2 separate regions of the Homo sapiens genome follow, and region 1 is linked to region 2. Evidence: chromatin loops called from intact Hi-C (ENCODE). Cell type or tissue: endothelial cell of umbilical vein. All regions are shown on one strand. Each heading gives the region's core, and the rest is flanking DNA. Links, peaks and the distances in the headings are about the cores only. Region 1 has its middle 16 kb from the start of BBS12. Region 2 overlaps NUDT6 (nudix hydrolase 6).

The links. Hi-C counts contacts between places; a loop is a spot of excess contacts. Peaks named below come from ENCODE experiments on the same cell type or tissue, not always from the same donor. Only the 100,000 strongest peaks of a DNase experiment are listed, where the experiment ranks them.
Region 1: a loop joins it to region 2, with 8 times the contacts of the local background. A loop is called at or near these places in 2 of 110 quality-filtered maps.

What each region holds. Positions count from the first base shown.
Region 1 is chr4:122,715,698-122,718,627 of GRCh38, forward strand. It overlaps a transcript of BBS12 not described here. Among named protein-coding and RNA genes, the nearest start is that of BBS12, 16 kb to the right of the region's middle. In endothelial cell of umbilical vein, for the core only: a CTCF peak has its summit at 1,325 (motif pointing left); a DNase peak (open chromatin) is centred at 1,334.
Region 2 is chr4:122,913,037-122,915,966 of GRCh38, forward strand. The region is part of intron 2 of NUDT6 (nudix hydrolase 6); the gene reads right to left. Among named protein-coding and RNA genes, the nearest start is that of NUDT6, 8.1 kb to the right of the region's middle. In endothelial cell of umbilical vein, for the core only: a CTCF peak has its summit at 1,491 (motif pointing left); a DNase peak (open chromatin) is centred at 1,455.

The sequences.
Region 1 (2,930 bases), core at 185-2,684, 200 kb before region 2:
ATGATATACTTCCAAGAGAAGTAAAAGAAACCTACACATTTCCAATAAAAACACAGAAAGAAAAAATATAATACAGTGCACCTATTTTTTCCATCCGCTTAAAATTAATATAAAGAATCTTATCCCAGGACATAATTTACTTTGACTTGGGTCAAATTTTTTATATACAGTTTGTTCTTTTGTTTATGTCAGTTTTTCCCAAACTGACTTTTATACAACTGTTATTAACTCTTTTGTTAAGTGTGAAGAAAAAAAGTGTTTCAATGTCAAATAAACGGGTATAATTGGGGTTAGACCAAATTCAATAAGTTTCACTTTTGAAGACTTTCTCAGAGGCTATATGTGGCTCTACATTAGAAACCCCAAGAGATGCTAAAGTATACAGTGTAACAACACCCTCACTTCCTTTTCAATGTTGTATTATAGAATGCTTATTGATGTCACAGATTCTGTATTTTTTCATATTTAGGCAGATTATAGTTCAAATCCCTTGGATTTATTGTTCAAATCCATTTTTATAATTAGCTTCCTAACCTCATTTTTAAATACAATTGAATTTTGTACTTCTTTTTATTTAAATTATGAAATTTACATTCATAAAAATTCAAATCACACAGAAGTATAGTGAATAAAAAGCAAACATTTTCACCCTCCCCAGAATCACATTCTCTTCCCTCAGAAGTAACCATTGACTAGAGTTTGGTGAGTCTCTTTTTAAGTCACTTTTATGCAAAACAATCAAGTTACTATTTCATATCATCTGAGGAAAACAACAGACATCTTCAAAATTGGATTAGAAAAAAAGTTGTAAAAGATATCTTCAAATTATATTTATATATACATATGTGTATATATACACATATGTATATATAAACATATGTATATATACACATATGTATGTATACACACATGTGTGTATATGCACATACACATATGTATATACACACGTGTGTGTATATGCACATACACATATGTGTATATATACACATATGTGTATGTGTGTGTATACATACACATATGTGTGTATATACACACACACGTGTGTGTGTATATATATAATTTCCCTGGTAATTCAATGGCTACATTTCAAATAGTGTCAGATTTGGTTTTAGGTGAAACTCCTGACTTTTCATTAACATAAGTGGTTACCAAGAAAATAAGTTGAAGAATATATAATTTCTTTACATTTTCCCCTAAATTATGCTAGATAAATTAAATCTTTAACTTTAGTCTTTCTTTAAACCCTTCACTAATTTATGTCAAACTATCAAAATAAGCATAAATCAAACCACACCCTCACTCACCGAACAGACAAGACCTCAACGCCCTCTAGTGGAGTGGCCTCCATGCTCCATTGTATGGGACCAACCCCTATTCCAGTGGGTAAGCCAAAGTGAATGAGCTCTTAATGAGGATGAGATTATAACTCGTCAAGGTTAGAATGGTACTCCCTCTTTCATTCATTTAACAAATAGCTAAACTTGCTTTAAAAGAAATTAAGTTAAAATGAGCCATGACCAAGAAAACAAGAAAAAACTATGAGGGGAAATATCCACATATAAGATACCAAATAATAACTTTATCACTATAGAAAATCAGTCTCTGATCTTCCAAGTATCTGTTTGTCTTGACTTCTTACTCTTGGCCACATCGCAACTCTTTACTACTGAATTTACAGAGATTTAAATCTATTCTTTCTTTTTTTTTAAGTGCTTAGCTTATGTTTGTCTTTAATTTCACTTCTCTGGATTTATCACTTTTCCTTAAGAATTACTTCACTCATTTTCCCAAACAACCACAAAAAAAATCACCATTTAATTCACTTTTCTGCTTTTGTTTCTTTTTTCTTGGAGACAAAGTCTCACTTTGTTGCCCAGGCTGGAGCGCAGTGGCGTGATCACGGCTCACTGTAACCTCGACCACCTGGGCTCAGGCAATCCTCCCACCTCAGCCCCCTGAGTAGCTGGGACCACAGCTGTGCACCACCGTGCCCAGCTAGTTTCTTAATTTTTGCAGAGATGGGGGTCTCACTGCTCAGGCTGGTCTTGAACTCCTGGCTCCAAGCAATCCTCCCACCTTGGCCTCCCAAAGTGCTGGGATTACAGGCATGAGCCACCACACCGAGCCACTTTTCTGCTTTTCTCCCCCTGAGAATGTGAGCTATCAGCCTCTCCCATTTAAAAGATAACTCCTATTCCATGGCATAATGAGAGGTAGTAGAGGATCGTGGTTAAAAGCATAGAGTGTGGAGCCAGCAGGCCTGCTTTCAAAGCCCAGAAGAGCAATTTACTGTCCATGTGATGTTGAGCTAGTCGTTTAAATCCTATGCATCTCAGTTTTCTCAACTGTAAAATCAGAATGATGATAATAGCATCCAATAGGCATTTGGCTTAAGTAAGAAAATCCATGTAGAGGAGGTAGAACAGTGCATAAAACATAGTAAGCACTCAATAACTGTTACTTGATATTACTACTTCATCAGAGTAAATAAAAATAAGACACCAGGAATGAAAGATTTTAATCCAACCTTTCTTTTCAAAACCAAAGGCAAACTGTTCATTAGCCAAACCCCACCATTCCTTGTTTAAATGATTGCGATCACCTCCTACCTAGCCTTGTAGCCAGCAGTCTCTCCCATTCATCTACTGTCATCAGTCAGATTTATTTTCCTAAAAATAATATTAACATTTCTAGTTCAGGATATGATGAACTAACTTCCTGCTGCAAACAAGTATAAAAACTAATATATAAAACAACTGTGTGAAGAAACTGGAAATCACCCAATTCCTGCAGGGTTGGAAAGGACAGGCTACAATACTTGAGAGGAGAAGCACAGGCAGTGAACTCTACTCTCAACAGGACTTTTTCCCTGACGGCATTTCCAAATTCATAAAATAGGGGAATAGATCCAAGCTGAAATTTTAATGGAT
Region 2 (2,930 bases), core at 228-2,727:
ACTTTTGGATTTTGCAGCATTTTGGATCTTAGATTTGTAGATTGGGGATGGTCAAGCTGTACCACCACCTCATCCATGAAGACACTAAGTGCCTGTCTTAGTCCATTTGGGCTGCTATAACAAAATAACCACAGACTGGATAGTTTATAAACAACAAACTTATTTCTCACAGTTCTAGAAGCTAGGAAGTCCAAGATCAAGGTGCTGGCAGATTCAGTGTCTAATAAGGGCTCATTCTTTACAGACGATGCCTTCTAGCCCTGTCCTCACATAGTGAAAGGGGCAAACAAGCTCCTGTAGGCCTCTTTCATAAGGACACTAATCCCATTCATGGGAGCTCTGCCCTCATGATCTAGTCACCTCCCAAAGGCCCCACCTCTTAATACCATCACATTGGGGATCAGGTTTCAACATATGAATTTTAGGGGGAACAAACATTCAGACAACAGATGTGCTTACAATATTTATTGAATAAATGAATTGACTTCTCATTTTTATTCCTTGAATCACTATGCATACAACACAGGCTGTGCCCCCTGATGATCCAAATCTCAAATATCTCAATATTCATTTCAAGACCTTTCTGAAGCCAATTAAATTTTCTTATTATGTATATACACAACTTTATAATCTACTAATATACTGCTTTGGAAGAGTTCTTTGTTTTATATATGTTTTAAGTTCTAGTTCATTTTTTTTTGTTTATTCATTCATCATACACATTGCATATTCTCTCTTTCTTTTTAAAAATATTTCCCTTTGGGCAATCTTGGGTCAAAAATACAAATGACGTATTAGTGATTTTTATTATGATCTTTTAGATGTTATGATTTAAACATTACTTGTATTTAAATAATGTGGGATGACATTTTTTAAAAGATACTTTCTACATATTTGTCCATGCTTTCAGTATTAACTGAGTTCCTCTATATAATGTACATAGATCCTGTGCATATTAATTGAGCTCCTACTATGTGCCAGGCACTTTTCTAGGTGCTACAGATACAGTGGTGAACAACACAAATGAAACTCCCTATCCTTATGGGGTTCACATTCTGGTATGTGTGTGGGGAGGCGCCAAAACAAACAAAAAATAAATTATATAGAATATTAGAAGGTGATAAATGCTATGTAGAATATAGAGAAGGAATAAATATGTGTAACATGGGGAAAAGTAATTGAAATGCAATTGAAATGAAAACACCACACTTGACTATTTTAAAGCAGGAAGGAAAATCACCAAGTGAGATATAATTAACATTAATGTTGGCTTCTATTAGAAAATGTAAGCTATAATTTAACTGGACTTTACAAGAGGTAGACTGCCAAAGAAATGCCAAGGAAACTTACTCTTAAATTTTAATAATTTGTGGTTACTCAAATTGAACTTGTCCCTAATGAATTCACTGTAAACATGAGCACAGTATCAGAGACAAAACCAGCACCACTAAAGCACAATTTGAGCGACCTCTGCTGGTCACAACATAAAAATTATTATTATGATTAGGCACTGTGCTTCAACGTACATTAGCTCAGGTATAAGTCACAATAATCCTGTGAGTGATATGAGTGTCTGGCTTCATATAGCTCTAACTGGTAGAACTGGGACTGATAGCCAGTCTGTCTGGATTCTAGGCAGGCACACTCTTCTCACTGTGCAATGCTGCCCCTCAACAATACTGAAACTTCTCTCTCAGAAGACTCACATTTCCATCCCATTCATTAAAAAAATATTGAATATCTACTTTATGTCACTCGCTGTCTTTAGCTTGAGGATATCGTGGTGACCAAGACAGATAAAATATCTGCCTTTATGGAGTTTATATTATTGTGGGGGAGATTAAGTGATACAATATAATTAATTTACATACATGATATAATAGAGTTTCAGACTGTGATAAATGCCATAAAGAAACATAGAGCTGGATAAAGGGACAAGGAATGATGGCACTAGTGTGCAGGGAGAAGTCACTTCTAACAGAAGGGTCAGGGGCTTTTCTGAGAAGGAGACACTTGAGCAGAAACTTCGGCTATGAAGAACTAGATAAAGAAAGTTCTGGAGAAGCATGCTGCAGGAAGAGGAGCCAGTAGATGTCAAGGCTCTGAGTCAGACACAAGCTTGCTAAGTTTGAAAAGCAAAAGAAAGCAATGGCTCCAGCTATTCCAGCCACATCTGCCTTCGGTAGTTTATAACAAATGCCAATTATTTTTCTTTCCACCTAAAAACTCTGCACCCCAGCCTGGGCAACATGGCGAAACCCTATCTTTGCAAAAAATACAACAATTAGCCTAGCATGGTGGCGCATGCCTGTAGTCCCAGCTACTTGGGAGGCTAAGGCAGGAGGATCACTTGAGCTAAAGAGGTGGAGGTCGGAATGAGCCCAGATCATGACACTGCATTCCAGCCTGGGTGACAAAGTGAGACCCTGCCTCAAAAAAAAAAAAAAAAAAAAAAAAAAAAACAACTCTGCACCTTTCCAGAACAATTTCTTACATTACCTCGTCCACACCCCCAACAGTGGCTTCAAATCCTAGTTAGTGTTCAAGATTGGTCAAGTTCTGCATCTCTTATTCTTTGAACTGCTCTGACACTCTAAACTATAATGTACAATATACAATATAGTACTTAGTTATCAACAGGCCCTTCATAGGATACTCTTTTTGCATATATTACCAATTCTGTAGTAATAACTGGGAACTCTTAAGAGTCTGTGCCCGTGAATGATAATTATTTGCATAACTTTCCATTGAAGTGTGAGGCTGTCACTAAATTATTGAGTAGAATCTTTTGAAATAGAGCTGAACGGAGAGTTTCTGAATGTCTACTTGCTACAGGGAAGTAAGACAGGGACAGAGAAGACATCATTAGGCATTCTTGAACAACTCCTTGAAAAGCCTTGAAAAGCAAACTACCTTAAAAACTCTTGTAA